Linked DNA regions of Mus musculus: region 1 is linked to region 2. The links are chromatin loops, found by intact Hi-C in ENCODE. Cell type or tissue: left cerebral cortex. All regions are shown on one strand. Links, peaks and the distances in the headings refer to the core of each region. The heading gives the core; the rest is flanking DNA.

Region 1 (8,328 bases), core at 73-8,072, 360 kb before region 2:
CACACACCCAGGACAGAAGGTCCCAGTAGAAACTACCCAAAGCTCAGACCCAAGCTGGTCACCACCCAGATCCCTAGAATGTGGTATGACATCCATTTGCAGTTTCTACTCCTGTTGAACTGATATGTTAGGGCCAAAGAGCAGAAGCAGGGACCTCAGAGGAAGGTTGCAACCTCTTGGATCTGGACAACTTCTAGGGACCTAGTCATGTCAGATGCCTCACCTGCCCCATAATGTTGTCAAGCTATCCTGGACCTAACAGAGTGCTAAAGAAATGTGTTTGGATATCTGAAAGGAAGCGAATCAATGTGAGTAGTCTAGAATTTCTGACCTGGGAGGTTGGAGTACCATAATAATCAAGCTGACAAACCATGCCCCCAAGAAAGAAAGAAAGAAAGAAAGAAAGAAAGAAAGAAAGAAAGAAAGAAAGAAAGAAAGAAAGAAAGAAAGGAAGGAAGGAAGAAAGTATAGCACCTGGCGACTTTGCTGGCATCCTCGGTCCTGAGAAGAAAATTCCTTTATAAAAACAGTTCACACCTCTCAGTTACAGCAAAAGCCATGTGAATTCTTCTGTGCATATGCATGTGTACACATGTGATGTGTATTTGTGTGTGCTTGTGTGTGCAGGTGCACATGTTGGAGGTGCTCTTCTCCACAAGTGTCCATACTCTGTTCTTTCTACCCATCTTTCAAGGAAGGGATGACTTTGTAGGATTCTCAAGGGATGCTTGGCTACCAAGTGATGGATTCCAAGGTTGAACAAAAGTACAACTTTCTAAAACCCATATTTGGGATGATCTCTTTCTATGCTGCCACCAGCCAGCTCCAGTGGCCCTATAGATACCAGCAGGAGGCTCATGCTCATGGCTTAAGTGGTGGCTGGCACAGATCTTAAACATGGAGCCTCTCTCAGATGTGACGTCCACTCTCCTGTTTGACTTCTTGGAGTTGTTTGGGAATGACCTCATGAAGCAGTACCTGGTCCAGTTCTGGAAAATCATGCTTCTCATCCCCGAGGACTACTTGCCCAGAATTGAAGCCATCACGAGCTCAGGGTCCTTCATACCTCTCAAGCAGTTCTTGGAGAAATGTCTGCATGGCAGTGAGGTTCCTTCCCCAGAGCCTTTCTGCTGTTTACCGTCTGCCCCTCTTGATGCCCTTCATCCTACTGTGTGGCAGAAGGGGCAGTAGTAAAGCCACTGAGAAAGAGAATTTGGAAGAATCATGTAAGATTGAGAAATTTGTTAGTGTGTTTTTATATATCTGTACCTTGTGAATGAGTCTTTTAGGGCTGGATAGATGGCTCAGTGTTGAGCAATAATGAATCTTCCAGAGTTCTTGAGTTCAATTCCCAGCAAACACAGGGTGGCTCACAACCATCTATAATGGGATCCTATGCACTGTTCTCATGAGTATCTGAAAACAACTGCAGTGTACAATTAGAAATAAAAATAAATAAATCTTTTTTTTAAATGAGGCTTTTGTACTTCACAGCCCTTTGTAGGTCTATTTCAGGTTTGGTAGTTCTACAGGTGTCACAGACAGATACAAACCTGGCCTTTCTAATTTTCACAAGTCACAAGGAAGGGTAAGAAAATAACACTCCTGGGCATATAGCTAGACATAGCTCCAACATGTAATAAGGACACATGCTCCAATATGCTCATGACAACCTTATTTATAATAGCCAGAAGCTGGAATGAAGTCATATGTACCTCAACAGAGGAATGGATACAGAAAATGTGGTACATTTACACAATGGAATACTACTCAGCTATTAAAAACAATGAATTTATGAAATTCATAGGGAAATGGATGAATCTGGAGAATATCATCCTGAGTGAGGTAAATCCATCACAAAATAACACACATGATATGCACTCAATGATAAGTGGATATTAGTCCAGAAGCCCAGAAGCTCCGAATACCCAAGACACAATTCACAAAGCACATGAAACTCAAGACGAAGGAAGACCAAAGTGTGGATACTTCTATCCATCTTAGAAGTGGGGAACAAAACACCGATGGAAGGAGTTACAGAGTTAAGTAGAGACTGAAGAAATGACTATCTAGGGACTGATTCACTGGGGGATCCACCCCATTTACATCACCAATCCCAAACACTGTTGTGGATGCCAACAAGTTCTTGTTGACAGGAACCTCATATAGCTTGAAGGACCCCCAATGAGGGGAAGCCCTCACTCAAGTCTTAGTATGACATGATCACCCAGAAACTCACTGGATACCGTTCTTGTTGCAATCACATGAGGCTTATTGACAGGAACCAGCACACTGGGACCAACTTGTATTCAACCCAGGGGTACAGGAGTTTGACCCCGAGTAGCTGGGATAGTGGGTATTTAAAGGAAAAACCATAGCCCAAGCGGGTAGGGAGTGCGCTATTTGAAAATACCAGTGAAAAATCACAAGGTGGAACTAAAAATCACAAGGGGGAAACTCCCTGATTCTTAAGATTGTTCTCAAGTTTTTAATCCAATTTTTGTGGTCGGCCAGGTCCTGGAACAAGGTTACTGAACCAGCTTGTGTAATTATCTGTTCTGTGGTCAGCCAGTTCTCAGAACAGGCTGCTTCATGGCCCAACTATTTTCCTTTCTTGGCTACAACTTGGTCTAGGGAGGTCAATCTTAAATTTTCTACATTACAAGCTCTCTCCTGAGAGGATCTGCCAGTGCCTTACAAATACAGAGGTGGATGCTCACAGCCATCCATTGGACTGAGAATAGGATCCACAATGAAGGAGCTAGAAAAAGGACCCAAGGAGCTGAAGGGGTTTGCAGTCCCATAGGAGGAACAAGTATGAACAAGCCAGTGTTCCCAGAGCTCCCAGGGATTAAACCACCAACCAAAGAGCACACATAGTGGGATCCTGGCTCCAGCAGCATATGCAGCAAAGGGTGGCCTAGACAGATATCAATGGGAGGAGAGGCACTTTGTCCTATGAAGGTTGTATACCCTATGTGGGGGAATGCCAGGGTCAGGAAGCAGGAGTGAGTGAGTTGGGGGGGAGTAAATGGGGGAGGGCAGTTTTTTTTGGAGGAGACCTCCCCCCCCAAAACAGAATGGGGATAAGAGTTGAAATGTAAATAAAGGCACTTGGGAGGCAGAGGCAGATTTCTGAGTTCCAGGGCAGCCTGGTCTACAAAGTGAGTTCCAGGACAGCTAAGGCTACACAGAGAAACCCTGTCTCGAAAACCCAAAAAAAAAAAAAAGAAAGAAAGAAAGAAAGAAAAAGAAAAAGAAAAAGAAAAAGAAAAAGAAAGACAGAAAAAAAGAAAATAAATGTAAATAAAGAAAATATCCAATAAAAAAGAAAGAAAAGGAAGAAGGGGCACTTAGCTACACCCTATTTCTCTAGTGTCTTTCAGAAAATCTGTGATTAATTTCTCAGCTAATAGCTTGTATAAAGCCAAGGTGTGTCTGTATTCTGCCACATCCTCACTGCTTTCTGGTACTTAGCCCCAGGCACTTTAGCAGAATAGCTGCTGATCCCCACCCACCCACTTTCACTTTCCTGCTTTTTTCACAATAGATTGAAATTGACTAAGTGCTTCCCCTCAGACATCTTGGGGATGTCACTCACTGCTTGAAATTCGTCAGACCAGAGAGTGGGGTCCCTTAAGTCAAGCTCCCAGAGGACAGTCCTTTTATGAGCTTTTTTTTTTCTCTCAAAACCAGTACCACCTGGGTTACTCTAACACATTACAAAGTCCAGCTGCAGCAACGGGTACACACAAGCTTACCTATCTTTGGAACACAGGTTCCTTGTGTTCTCAGAAAACATTTCCCCGAAGATTTCACCTTAGCAATGCTGGACTTCATAATCACCACTAATTTCCTAACTCTACCACCAATTGTCTCAAGTCTCCTATTCTTGGCTATAGAGCCAGAGTCACATGGCCAAAGCTGACAAGTTCTGCTGCTTGCAGGGGCTAGAACATGGTCCCTTTGATCTCTTACAACATCACCAGCTTCCTCTTTTCCAACTCCTTCACTGCCTAAGCTTGACTGTCCTGGATCTTAGACTGCAGACTGACCTTGACTCAGAGATCTGGATGCTTGTCTCCTGGGATTAAAGGTGTGTACAAACATGCCTGGATTTAAGCTTTTCTTCACCTAAAACTTGCTCTATCTCTGGCTGACCTTGACCTCAGAGATCTGCTTGGCTTTATCTCCTGGGATTAAAGCAATGCACCACCATACTGGATCTAAATTTCATTGTGTCACATCTTGCCACAAGGTCACAACACCCTTAATTCAATTTAATATCCTTGAACTAAATATTCAGCTCAGTTTCACTTCCTGGTGGCTCCCTCACCCCCGTTTAATACTATATATTTTATACTTTTCCTTTCTAAGCTAGTTATGCATATTTCAAATGTTCTTCATGAGATGTAAGCAGAGAAAAAAGTCTATGAAGAGCATTTCTGAGACCTACTTTGTCAATGCAATTAATCTGAGTTTCTGAGTCTCAGTATCATTCTGGCTTTTCAAACTAGGATAAAGAGTAGCATTACTGTTCACCAAAATGCTACAAAAAAAAAAAAAAAAACAGTCTCTAAGCCACATACTAAAGTTCTCCTCCACTGAAATCTCTTAGGCCAGGACTGCACATTTCAGATCAATCTCAGTAACAGAGTCTTCTATATTCCTACTAGGATAGCCCAGTAAGCCCCACTTGAAGCATTCTACTGCTTTCCAAATCCAAAGTCCTCAAATCTACATTCTCCCAAAGAGAAGCATTTTCAGACCTTTCACAGCTGTACCCCATTCCCTGGTACCAACTTCTGACTTGGCTGGGGTTTGACTGCCATGAGCAAACACCATAATCAAGGCAACTTCTATAAGGATAACACTTCATTGGGACTGGCTTCAATATTCAGAGGTTCAGTGCATTATTTTAAGGCAGGAACATAGTAGCATCCAGGCAGCAAAGTGCAGGAGGAGCTGACAGTTTTATATCTTCATCTGAAAGCTGCTAGCAGAATACTGACTTCCAGGCAGCTAGAATGAGGGTCTTAAAAAGTCCATGACCAAGGTGACACATCTACTCTAACAAGGCCAGAATTCCGAATACTATAACACCCTGGGCCAAGCATATTCAGAACACAAAAGTTGCTGTTGGCTGCATCTTTGTAGGCAGCATCTTTGCAGGCAGAGAATTTTTGTGGATCTTTGTGGCCCCACTAGCCAACACCTACAACTTCCTCTAGCACATGTGGTGTTTGTTGTTCTGGGTGTCCTGTGTTGGTCAAACCTGCTTTTCCAAGAACCAATGCTACTGAACTGATAAAAGCTCACTGAAGCTATGCTGTTGGGGTTTGTTTATAATACATCCACCAGTTTTACAGAAATGAATTTCATTGAATTCAAGTCTTCTTGCCTGTGCAGTGAATACTGCACGGAGTGAGCAACCTCCTCCTCAGCCGTGTCAGCTCACTGCAACTTCCTTACAACTTTGAGTTTCTAGGGTTTAAAACTGAGACAGAGAGAAGTTAGGTCTTCTGAAAGTTTGGTTTGTTCTTTCTATGTTTTGTAAGTTGCTGGGGAGGAGGGGCTGAAACTCAGGTGACTTGCTAAGTTCTAGAGGCAGATGAACTAGGGCACTCATGAAAATCTAGCACAAGGGTGCCAAACCCACATCCCACATAATTAAAGGAAAGCATTGCTTGCAGTAAGTCATTTAAAAATAATATTTTGGGCGGTCTAAGAGACCGGTTAAGAGCAATAATTCCCACCACCGACATGATAGCAGACAAGCATGTGCTACTCCAGTACCGAGGGGGTCGAGTGCCCTCTTTTAGCCTCTTGGTCACCAAGCATGCATGTGGTTACAAATGGACATACACACAAAACGCCTTTATATATATATATATATATATATATATATATATATATATATAAAATTATAAAATAGGATTTGTTACTTATAGTGTATGAGTGTGTGGGTGTTTTTTTTTGTGTGTGTTTGTCAAAGTACCTCACACCTGTGTGAAGGTCAGAGAACAACCTGAGAGATTCTGTTTTCACCATCTATCTGAGAATATTCCAGTAGTCAAGCATGGCAGCAAGAACCTTTCCCCACTGTGACAGCAAATCAGCTTTACAGATCTACTCTGTTAATTGTGTTGTAAGTAAAATTGCTGATCTCTATATAACCATAGTCCTATGAGGACAATAAGGGATCGTCATGATACAAGCATCCCATATGATATTCCTTTGTGGAAAATGAGCCTTGACTGTAAGAAAACATAGTCATCTCACACCAAGCACCGTTTTTTTTTTTTTTTTTTTTTTTGTTGTTGTTTTTTTTTTTTTGTTTTTGGTTTTCTGTGACAGGGTTTCTCTGTATAGCCCTGTTTGTCCTAGAACTCACTTTGTAGACCAGGCTGGCCTCGAACTCATAAATCTGCCTGCCTCTGCCTCCTGAGTGCTGGGATTAAAGACGAGTACAATCAGACCCGGCTCCTTTTTTTTAGAGATTAATTAATTCATTTATTTTATGTATATGAGTACACTGTAGTTGTACTGATCATTTTGAGCCATCATGTGGTTGCTGGGATTTTAATTCAGGACCTCTGCTCGCTCTGATCAGATTTGGTTATTGCTACAACTAATTACACTGTAACAGTCTTCAGATTCGCCACAAGGAATAATCAGAGGTATTTTTGGATGGCTGTGAGCATCCATGTGGTTTTGGGGATTTGAACTCAGGACCTTCCAAGGGCACTCAGTGCTAACAACCACTGGGCCAACCCTCCAGCATCACCCCTTTATTTCAACCCTACATCCCAGGTTTTGGTCTATGTGTTTCTGATTTCCCACATTCATTATTTTAAATTTGTCCTCAGTAGCCTGTTTTGTTTCTCATTACCATAGAAAACCAGTAGTGAGTAAGAATTTTCCAGGCTGGCCTCGAACTCAGAAATCCACCTGCCTCTGACTCCCAAGTGCTGGGATTAAAGGCATGGGCTACCAAGCCCAGTTAAGAAGTGTCCTTTTGTTTCTTTGCTTGTTTGGTGTGGTGATTGAATTATGCTTGGATCAAGGTGTGGTACTATTGGGAGGTGTGGCCTTGTTGGATTAGAGTTGCATCACTGTAGAGGCGGGTCTTTGGGGAAATGTATATATACTCAAGCTCTGCCCAGGCTGAGACACAGTAGTCTCATCTTGCTGCCTTCATCTTGGAAGACAAAGGAAGAGGACATCCCACCTAGGCCAATCTGTTCTGTAGAAAGAGTTCCAGGACAGCCTCGCGTACACAGAAAAACCCTATCCCAGAAAGAAAGAATCATCATTCTATCGGCTCTTAGTCTTCCTTCAAAGAAGATGGTACTCACCAGGTAGGTCATGGATTTGGGTTCTGGTTATGGAAAGTTCTGGGAGAACATATATTTTCCATTTTTCTTTGAGGATTGATTAAGCTAGGGAGCAGAGGTAACCTGGCCACAACCATGTCTAAAACCTCTTATTGGGCTTCATTGTTAATTACACTGCTCAGAAACTGGGGTCTTTCATGAGTTGCCTTCCCTACCAGCTTACCTCCTTCCTTCCTTCCTTCCTTCCTTCCTTCCTTCCTTCCTTCCTTCCTTTCTTCCTTCTCTGCAAGAAAGCATGTCCCTCTTGTTTTTGGATTTCACTATCTGCTTGACATCCCTTGGTAGGTTGTAACCTGGATTTGTAAACCAGATAAGCCCCCCCTCCTGGAAATTTTGTTTTGCTGGAGTATTTTAGCAGCAGCCACAGAAATGAAACTGGAACCAACAGATGATGTTTACTAGTGTGGTCCTAGTGTTGGTTCAGAAAAGAAAGAGTGAGTTACGCTAAGTGTTAGAGGTAGCTAATATTGGAGTCTTCTTCAGGCACTGTGATATAGGTTAATAGGACTATAAGGGGGAAGGTAGAATTTGAAATGGTTGCACACAGGAAAATACCAGGGCTGCAGTGTCTATCTTGTGCTCACCATAGCAATGGCCAAAAGTAAAGTCTCAAAAAGGCTGGGCTTGGAGAACACAAAGCTTCAGTTAGCTTTCATTTGTATGCTTTTGATTTTTTTTTTGTTTTGTTTTTGGTTTTTTTTTTAATTAATTATATGTAAGTACACTGTAGCTGTCTTCAGACGAACCTGAAGAGGGCATCAGATCTCATTACGGGTGGTTGTGAGCCACCATGTGGTTGCTGGGATTTGAACTTCAGACCTTCGGAAGAGCAGTCGGGTGCTCTTACCCACTGAGCCATCTCACCAGCCTTGTATGCTTTTGAATGTCATTTGTTAAAAACTAGCAAATAGGAACTGGAGAAATAGCTCAG
Region 2 (8,328 bases), core at 112-8,111:
CAGCCAATGTAACAAAATATAATGCCATAGATTGTTAATGGCCCAAAAACACTTTCAGGACCTGATCTGATGCAACTAAGAGCAGGGTCTTTATTCTATTTGAGCTAGCTCACCCATACCCCAATAACACAACTGTCACCCAAAATGATTTGGTGGAGGTGAGGGGAGAATCAAATGTCTGTCTGGGCAAGGCTTTGTAGTAAGCAGCAAGCTGAGGGTACATGTTCAAGAATCTTATTACAAAGACACTGTGGCCTTTAACATAATTGGCAGGTGCTGGCAAGTCTGGGAGCCTTGGCAATAGTGGAGCTAGGGGACATTGTTAGTCCCAGTTTGGGTGGGCGTGACTCAGGGAACTAAAAGGTCCACCCATCTGATACAATTCCTTGATTTTGTACCTGTGGCCAGTTGCAGTTAGAGATAGACAATTCTGTGAGGGTGGCTACTGCAGATAGTGGAAAGGTCCTGAGTCTTCGTATGGGGTGGACTTATTTTTATGGGAGCAGAGAGATGCCCACCAATCTGGTTCTTTTCTTTTGTTAGTTCACCACTTTTGACTGTTTCTCAATTCTACTTGATAGAGAGAAATGGTTGGATTTGTGTTTTGGGTGTCATCGAGACATCTATTTCATGAGCAACATTTTCTGATTGTTTCTTGTTCCTGCTCCACAGACAGGGAAGGTTTTATTTGTATTTTTGTGTTCCTCATTGTGAGATGACTTTGACAAGATAACTTTGAGGAGATGACTTTGTCAGATGACTCTGATGATGTAACCTTGATAAGGTGAATTTGATGAGATGACTTTGATGATGTAACTTTGAGTTTGTCAGACTTATTAATAGGCTATGTCTACCACATTCTACACGTTCGACTAAACATTTAGTGCCCCCACACACACTCGCTTTCCTCTGACTCACCCAGACTGACATTTTAACCTCGTTAAAGGAAAGAGGAGACATATGGTCTACCATTGGGCTCTGCTGGCAGGTCTCAAGGCAGCCTCAAGACAGACCACACATATGGACAGAGTATATGACATTAGGCAGCAAGAAAATAAATGCACTACAGCTTTTTTTTTTTAGAGAGGGCCATGGAGACATATCAACAACACAGCCCCATGGACCCTGAATCACTGAAAGTAAAAGCAGTCACTCTAGCTTTCATTATCCAGACAGCACCAGATATTAAGAAATATCTACAGACAGTTTAGAGGTTAAGAAAAAAGAGTCTGAGGGACTTAGTGATAGTGGCAGAGAGAGTATTTAATAGAACAGAGACAATAGAAGAGAAGCAGATAAAAGGACAAAAGCAACAGACTTGAGAACACGCAAATATCCTGTTGGCAGTCATAGACAAACCAAAAGACTCTAAGAGAAGGCTAAAACAGACACTTTGAGAAGAAACAGATAAGCGGGGGAGGGGGTTAAAGATAAAAAAGCCCCCTGTGCAATCCCTGTGTAACTCTAAAAGTAAAAGGGAAATCAACCAGCTTTTTTGTTGGTAATTAATACAGTTCAACATTCTGTATTGCTAAAACCTGAAGAAAATGTCTCTTCATCAGTCGATAATTGATTTCCCTGTGGCAAAAGGGTCAAAATAAAAGCACAAGGCCTCCTTGAGCCCTAAAATAAAATTTGAATGAATCTCAAGAAGGAAGACAAAGAGTGCATGCTTCGGTCCTATTTAGAATGGGGAACAAAACAGTCATGGGAGGTAGAGGGTAGCAATGACTCTGGAGGAATACAGAAGGGCAAGGGAGAAAGGGGGAGGCAGGATCAGGTAAGGGAGGAGACAAATGAGACATACAGAGGGTCTGGAAATTGACTGAGGTGTGTAGCAAAAGGGAAGGAGAACTAGGAGTAGCCAACAGAAAGTCCCAGATGCCAGGAAAACAGTAATTTCCCATGAAAACATGTGAATGACATTAGCTTAAATACCCAAAAAGTGGGAGGGAGAACCTATAGAGACCATATCCAGATGTTAGGCATAGACCCTCAGTTGAGGGATGGTGCCACCACCCATATCCAAAATTTTAACCCAGAATTACTGTTGTGTAAAGGAAATACAGGGACAAAGATTGGAGCAGAGACTGAAGGAAAGGCCATCCAAAGACTGCTCCACCTAGGGACCCATGCCACATGCAGACACCAAATCCGAGACACTATTGCTGATGCAAATAAGTGCTTGCTGACAAGAGGCTGATAGAGCTGTCTCCTGTGAAGCTCTGCTAGAGCCTGACTAATACCAGTGCAGATGCATGCAGCCAACTATCAGACTGAGCAGAGGGACCATAATGGAGGAGTTAGGGGAAGGACTAAAGGAGCTGAAGGGGCCTTATCTGGAATCAATGGTAGGGAGGCCCTTGGACCTGTGAAGGATTGATGGCCTAGTGTAGGGGAATGAAAGGGTGGTGAGGCAGGAGTGGTTGTGTGGTTGAGGGAGCACCCTCATAGAGGATGCTATAATAGGTTCAAATGCCCTCTTCTGGTGTGTCTGAAGGCAGGTATAGTACTCATATACATAAAATAAATAAGTCTTTTTAAAAAAAAAAAAAAGGCCGGGCATAGTGTTGCACACCTTTAATCCCAGCATTTGGGAAGCAGAGGAGGGGAATTTCTGAGTTCGAGGCCAGCCTGGTCTACAAAGTGAGTTGCAGGATAGCTAGGGATATAAAGAGAAACCCTGTATCACCCCCCCCCAATAACAGGTAGGAAAAATTGCAATGGTTGAAAGAAGGGGGTAAACTTCCATACAGATACATGAGCTACATTGAACTCAATCCTAGAAAGTCAACTCTATGAGTGTTGAGAATTGATACAGACCTGATACAGATTCAGATGGTGAATTATCAGAGTAAGGAACATTTTCTTGTGAGTACCATGCGGAATTGGGGAGGATGTGATCTACAACCCATCCAGAGTAAGAAGATGGTTTGGGAAGAGACCTGCATTCTTCCAAAACATTCTGGTAGCACAGCAGACACTGGTGGTCATAGTACTGCAGGCTTGTGTTGGGGAGTCCCTTCCTGGTTTGCCAGCAGAGATCATCAGACTGCATTGATCTTTTTCTTTTTCAGAAATCATGTAATCATTTATTTTCATTATACACCAGAGATATAATGAACATATTAAAAAGAAAAAATGTATATATACCAACATGGTTTTAATGTGTCTCTGTTTCTGGACTCCTCCATTCAGAAAACAGTAACATCATTTTCATTAAGCTCTGGCTCCTTTTCCATTAACCTAAGCGTAGGTTAAGGAAAACAAAGCTTTTACAATTATGTAATTAACTTTACTCAATACACAATAATTCATTTTCCAAAGCCTCAGTACAGAAGCTAACTTCTTAAAAATGGCTTAACGCAAGGACCTAGTTTAGAAAGTAAACACTACTCTATGTGCTCTTAACAACTACCTGCTTTGAAAATTTCTCTATGCAAGAATCAGAAGAGATTTACTTCTCTTTTTTATTTTCATTCTTTTTTTGAGTATGCCTTACAAGATTCTATCTAAACATTGTCAACTATTATATCTTTAAACACAAGAAAATGATCATCTCCTCTAAGCATTTAATTTCTGCAATGCCTAATTCTTAAAACTCAAAATTGCTACCCATCTAACTTAAAAACTGCACTGTATGATGCAACAACTTATGGGTGGAAACAAGTTAAAGGATCAAGTGAGGGTATACAACAAGGGCTACAAATGAAAGGTCACAAATGGAATGGCAGTCCCTTAACAGTGCACACTGCTCTGCCCTAAGTTCAATTATACCCATAAGCACAAAGTGTTAACTTGTCACTTAAGATAGATAACTCAACATCTTAGGTTTTCAAAGAAATAGAATACTTCAAAACATAAAATATATCAGTTTGCATTAGCAATACACACGTATGCCAAATGAAGTTTTATTTAACAGCTGAATGTCAAGATGCCAATTGTGTTGAGCAATCTTCAAAGAACTTGGAAGGTTGCATGCTTATGTCAGGTTAGATGTCATCAATGTCTTCATCATCCTCTCCAATATCATCAAACACGATTTCATCATCATCCCCAGGACCAAATGTGTCCATTTCATTGATTTTGGCATGTTCTGGAAGTTCTCCATAGGCCTTCAGACTTCTTGCTTCATCTTGATTGTACTTTAAGATTACATCAGCTTTGTTATCTTGATAGTCTCTTAGACCAATCAATATAATGTCTGAGGTATTTATCCAAACCTTTTTTCTCAACTTCCCTCTTATGTGGCACAGCCTCCTTACACCATCAAAACACATTGCTTCCAACCATCCACATCCCAGCATTTTGGTCACCTGAGCATACTCTTGCCCATATTCTTTAAACACCAACTCTCTTTTCTCAGATTCATTTTCATTTTTACCTCTGCGCCTGTTTTTGCCTCCTTTGCCTTTATTCTTTGGCATGATGGAAAAGGCAACCACAGGAGTCAGGTGAGGGACTCCTGGCAGACAGTGGCTGACAGTAGCTGTGTCTCAGTTCCAAGAGCTACTACAGTCTTAGGATGGGTGCCAGGAAGTATTGAACAGTGGTAGATCTGACAGCAACTGATATAAGTATAGAAGGTCCACAAGCCACAATATGTTCCAGAGTCCTGGCTTCTGATAGTTACAAAATAGTACTTCAGCTTCTGGCCTGGTGCTCAGGAAGTTGTAGTCTCCCCAGTAGTGACAAAATACAGCAGGACTCCATTACCTTTGCAGTTAATGCATTGACCTTAAAAAAATTAAATAAGTTTTCTTTGGAAATCTATTTCAGAAATAATTTTTTATCAAATTTCTTCACACAACATTGAATTGTATAGCTTTTTAAAAATTAGATATTCTCTTTATTTACATTTCAAGTGTTATCCCCTTTCCTAGTTTCCCCTCAAAAAACCTCCTATTCTCTACCTTCCTGCTGCTCCCTAAGCAACCCACTCCTGCTTAGTGGCCAATGCATTCCCCTATACTGGAGCATAGAACCTTCACAGGACCAAGGGCCTCTCCTCCAATTGATGACTGACTAGAATATCCTCTACTACATATGCAGCTAGAGCCACAAGTCCTTCCATGTGTTTTCTTTAATTTGTAATTTAGTCCCAGGGAGCTCTGGGGTTACTGGTTAGTTCATATTTCTGTTCCTCCTAGGTGGCTGACTTGTATAGCATAATAAAAAAATTGAAACTATCATTCTGAGGAACGTGGTTCTATATAAAAAAAGCAGTCTAAGACTTCATAGAACACTTAGTAGATTCAGATAACATTTTAATACATTTTTAAACACTTTTAGAGTACCCAAAATTACAAGTTCATTGGTGTTCAGGCCTCTAATATATCACAAGAACACTCAAAATATGTTCCACTGCACTTTAAATGGACATGCTTGGAGCATAATAAAAACAATTTCAGGACTAGAAAGATTGCTCAGTGCTTGAAAGCACTGACTATTCTTTCAGAGGTCGTGCATTCTCTTCTCAAAAACCAAAGAGTGGTTCACAACCATGTGTAATGGGTATCAACACCCTCTTTTGATCTTGTGTCTAAGACAGGTACAGTATGCTCATAGATATGAATTACTCTTAAAATTTTTTTTCAGTAGAGAAGAATGAAAAAAATTGAAAATAGTCACAGGTGTTACTTAGATCGACTTTGGGACACAAAATAACACATGAAAGCAGTTGACACAGGCACATATGACAACTAAATGAAGTCCTGGTGCATCCAGTGAAAACAGAAAAGCAAAGGCCAACCAGAAAGTTCATCTCCATCTCCTTAAGATGTGACAAAGGCTAAGCAACAAACCAACCAGACAGAATAGTACAAAACAAATTCACAACAACAACAAATTCCCCAGAAACACTATTGAGTTCATTTTCTGTTGGCCATCTCCTTCTGGGTATGGGGCTTTCCCTTAAGAGTGGTTCTCTACATAGTGAGACCCCCTTGTAGAAAACCAACATTTTCTTTGGGAGCAGTTACTAGAGATAGTGTCTGGAACCAAACCAGGTCCTCTGCAAGAACAGCCAATGCTCTGAACAACTGAACTATTTCTCCAGTTCCTATTTGCTAGTTTTTACAAATGACATTCAAAAGCATACAAATGAAAGCTATGAAGCTTTGTGTTCTCCAAGCCGAGCCTTTTTGAGACTTTACTTTTGGCCATTGCTAGGGTGAGCACAAGATAGACACTGCAGCCCTGGTATTTTCCTGTGTGCAACCATTTCAAATTCTACCTTCCCCCTTATAGTCCTATTAACCTATATCACAGTACCTGAAGAAGACTCCAATATTAGCTACCTCTAACACTTAGCGTAACTTACTCTTTCTTTTCTGAACCAACGCTAGGACCACACTAGTAAACATCATCTGTTGGTTCCAGTTTCATTTCTGAGGCTGCTGCTAAAATACTCCAGCAAAACAAAATTTCCAGGAGGAGGGGCTTATCTGGTTTACAAATCCAGGTTACAACCTACCAAGGGATGTCAAGGCAGATAGTGAAATCCAAAAGCAAGAGGGACGTGCTTTCTTGCAGAGAAGGAAGAAAGGAAGGAAGGAAGGAAGGAAGGAAGGAAGGAAGGAAGGAAGGAAGGAAGGAAGGAAGGAGGTAAGCTGGTAGGGAAGGCAACTCATGAAAGACCCCAGTTTCTGAGCAGCATAATCAACAATGAAGCCCAATAAGAGGTTTTAGACATGGTTGTGGCCAGGTTACCTCTGCTCCCTAGCTTAATCAATCCTCAAAGAAAAATGGAAAATATATGTTCTCCCAGAACTTTCCATAACCAGAACCCAAATCATGACCTACCTGGTGAGTACCATCTTCTTTGAAGGAAGACTAAGAGCCGATAGAATGATGATTCTTTCTTTCTGGGATAGGGTTTTTCTGTGTACGCGAGGCTGTCCTGGAACTCTTTCTACAGAACAGATTGGCCTAGGTGGGATGTCCTCTTCCTTTGTCTCCCAAGATGAAGGCAGCAAGATGAGACTACTGTGTCTCACCCTGGGCAGAGCTTGAGTATATATACATTTCCCCAAAGCCCCGCCTCTACAGTGATGCAACTCTAATCCAAAAAGGCCACACCTCCCAATAGTACCACACCCTGATCCAAGCATAATTCAATCACCACACCAAACGAGCAAAGAAACAAAAGGACACTTCTTAACTGGGCTTGGTAGCCCATGCCTTTAATCCCAGCACTTGGGAGTCAGAGGCAGGTGGATTTCTGAGTTCGAGGCCAGCCTGGAAAATTCTTACTCACTACTGGTTTTCTATGGTAATGAGAGACAAAACAGGCTACTGAGGACAAATTTAAAATAATGAATGTGGGAAATCAGAAACACATAGTCCAAAACCTGGGATGTAGGGTTGAAAGAAAGGGGTGATGCTGGAGGGTTGGCCCAGTGGTTGTTAGCACTGAATGCCCTTGGAAGGTCCTGAGTTGAAATCCCCAAAACCACATGGATGCTCACAGCCATCCAAAACTACCTCTGATTATTCCTTGTGGCGAATCTGAAGACTGTTACAGTGTAATTAGTTGTAGCAATAACCAAATCTGATCAGAGTGAGCAGAGGTCCTGAATTAAAATCCCAGCAACCACATGATGGCTCAAAATGATCAGTACAACTACAGTGTACTCATATACATAAAATAAATGAATTAAATAATCTCTAAAAAAAAGGAGCTGTGTCTGATTGTATTCGTCTTTAATCCCAGCACTCAGGAGGCAGAGGCAGGCAGATTTATGAGTTCGAGGCCAGCCTGGTCTACAAAGTGAGTTCTAGGACAAACAGGGCTATACAGAGAAACCCTGTCACAGAAAACCAAAAACAAACAAACAAACAAACAAACAAACAAAAAAACAAAAACAAAAACGGTGCTTGGTGTGAGATGACTATGTTTTCTTACAGTCAAGGCTCATTTTCCACAAAGGAATATCATATGGGATGCTTGTATCATGACGATCCCTTATTGTCCTCATAGGACTATGGTTATAGAGAGATCAGCAATTTTACTTACAACACACTTAACAGAGTAGATCTGTAAAGCTGATTTGCTGTCACAGTGGGGAAAGGTTCTTGCTGCCATGCTTGACTACTGGAATATTCTCAGATAGATGGAGAAAACATAATCTCTCAGGTTGTTCTCTGACCTTCACACAGGTGTTGAGGTACTTTGACAAACACACATAAAAACAAACACCCACACACTCATACACTATAAGTAACAAATCCTATTTTATAATTTTATTACATATATATATATACATATATGTATATATAAAGGAGTTTTGTGTGTATGTCCATTTGTAACCACATGCATGCTTGGTG

What was found. Hi-C counts contacts between places; a loop is a spot of excess contacts. Peaks named below come from ENCODE experiments on the same cell type or tissue, not always from the same donor. Only the 100,000 strongest peaks of a DNase experiment are listed, where the experiment ranks them.
Region 1: it touches region 2 in a loop (6-fold over the local background); 14 of 42 quality-filtered maps call a loop at or near these places.

The regions. Positions count from the first base shown.
Region 1 is chr12:88,251,715-88,260,042 of GRCm38, reverse strand. It overlaps the pseudogene Gm8332 and the pseudogene Gm18618. Among named protein-coding and RNA genes, the nearest start is that of Gm5662, 19 kb to the left of the region's middle. In left cerebral cortex, for the core only: no CTCF peak of the experiment used is centred there; no DNase peak of the experiment used is centred there.
Region 2 is chr12:87,891,469-87,899,796 of GRCm38, reverse strand. It overlaps Gm2022 (predicted pseudogene 2022), which reads right to left and starts at 6,963. Exons shown (of 2, transcript NM_001177574.1): 1 at 6,805-6,963; 2 at 3,075-4,737. The coding sequence starts at 4,427. The coding sequence ends at 3,993. It also overlaps the pseudogene LOC112136086. In left cerebral cortex, for the core only: no CTCF peak of the experiment used is centred there; no DNase peak of the experiment used is centred there.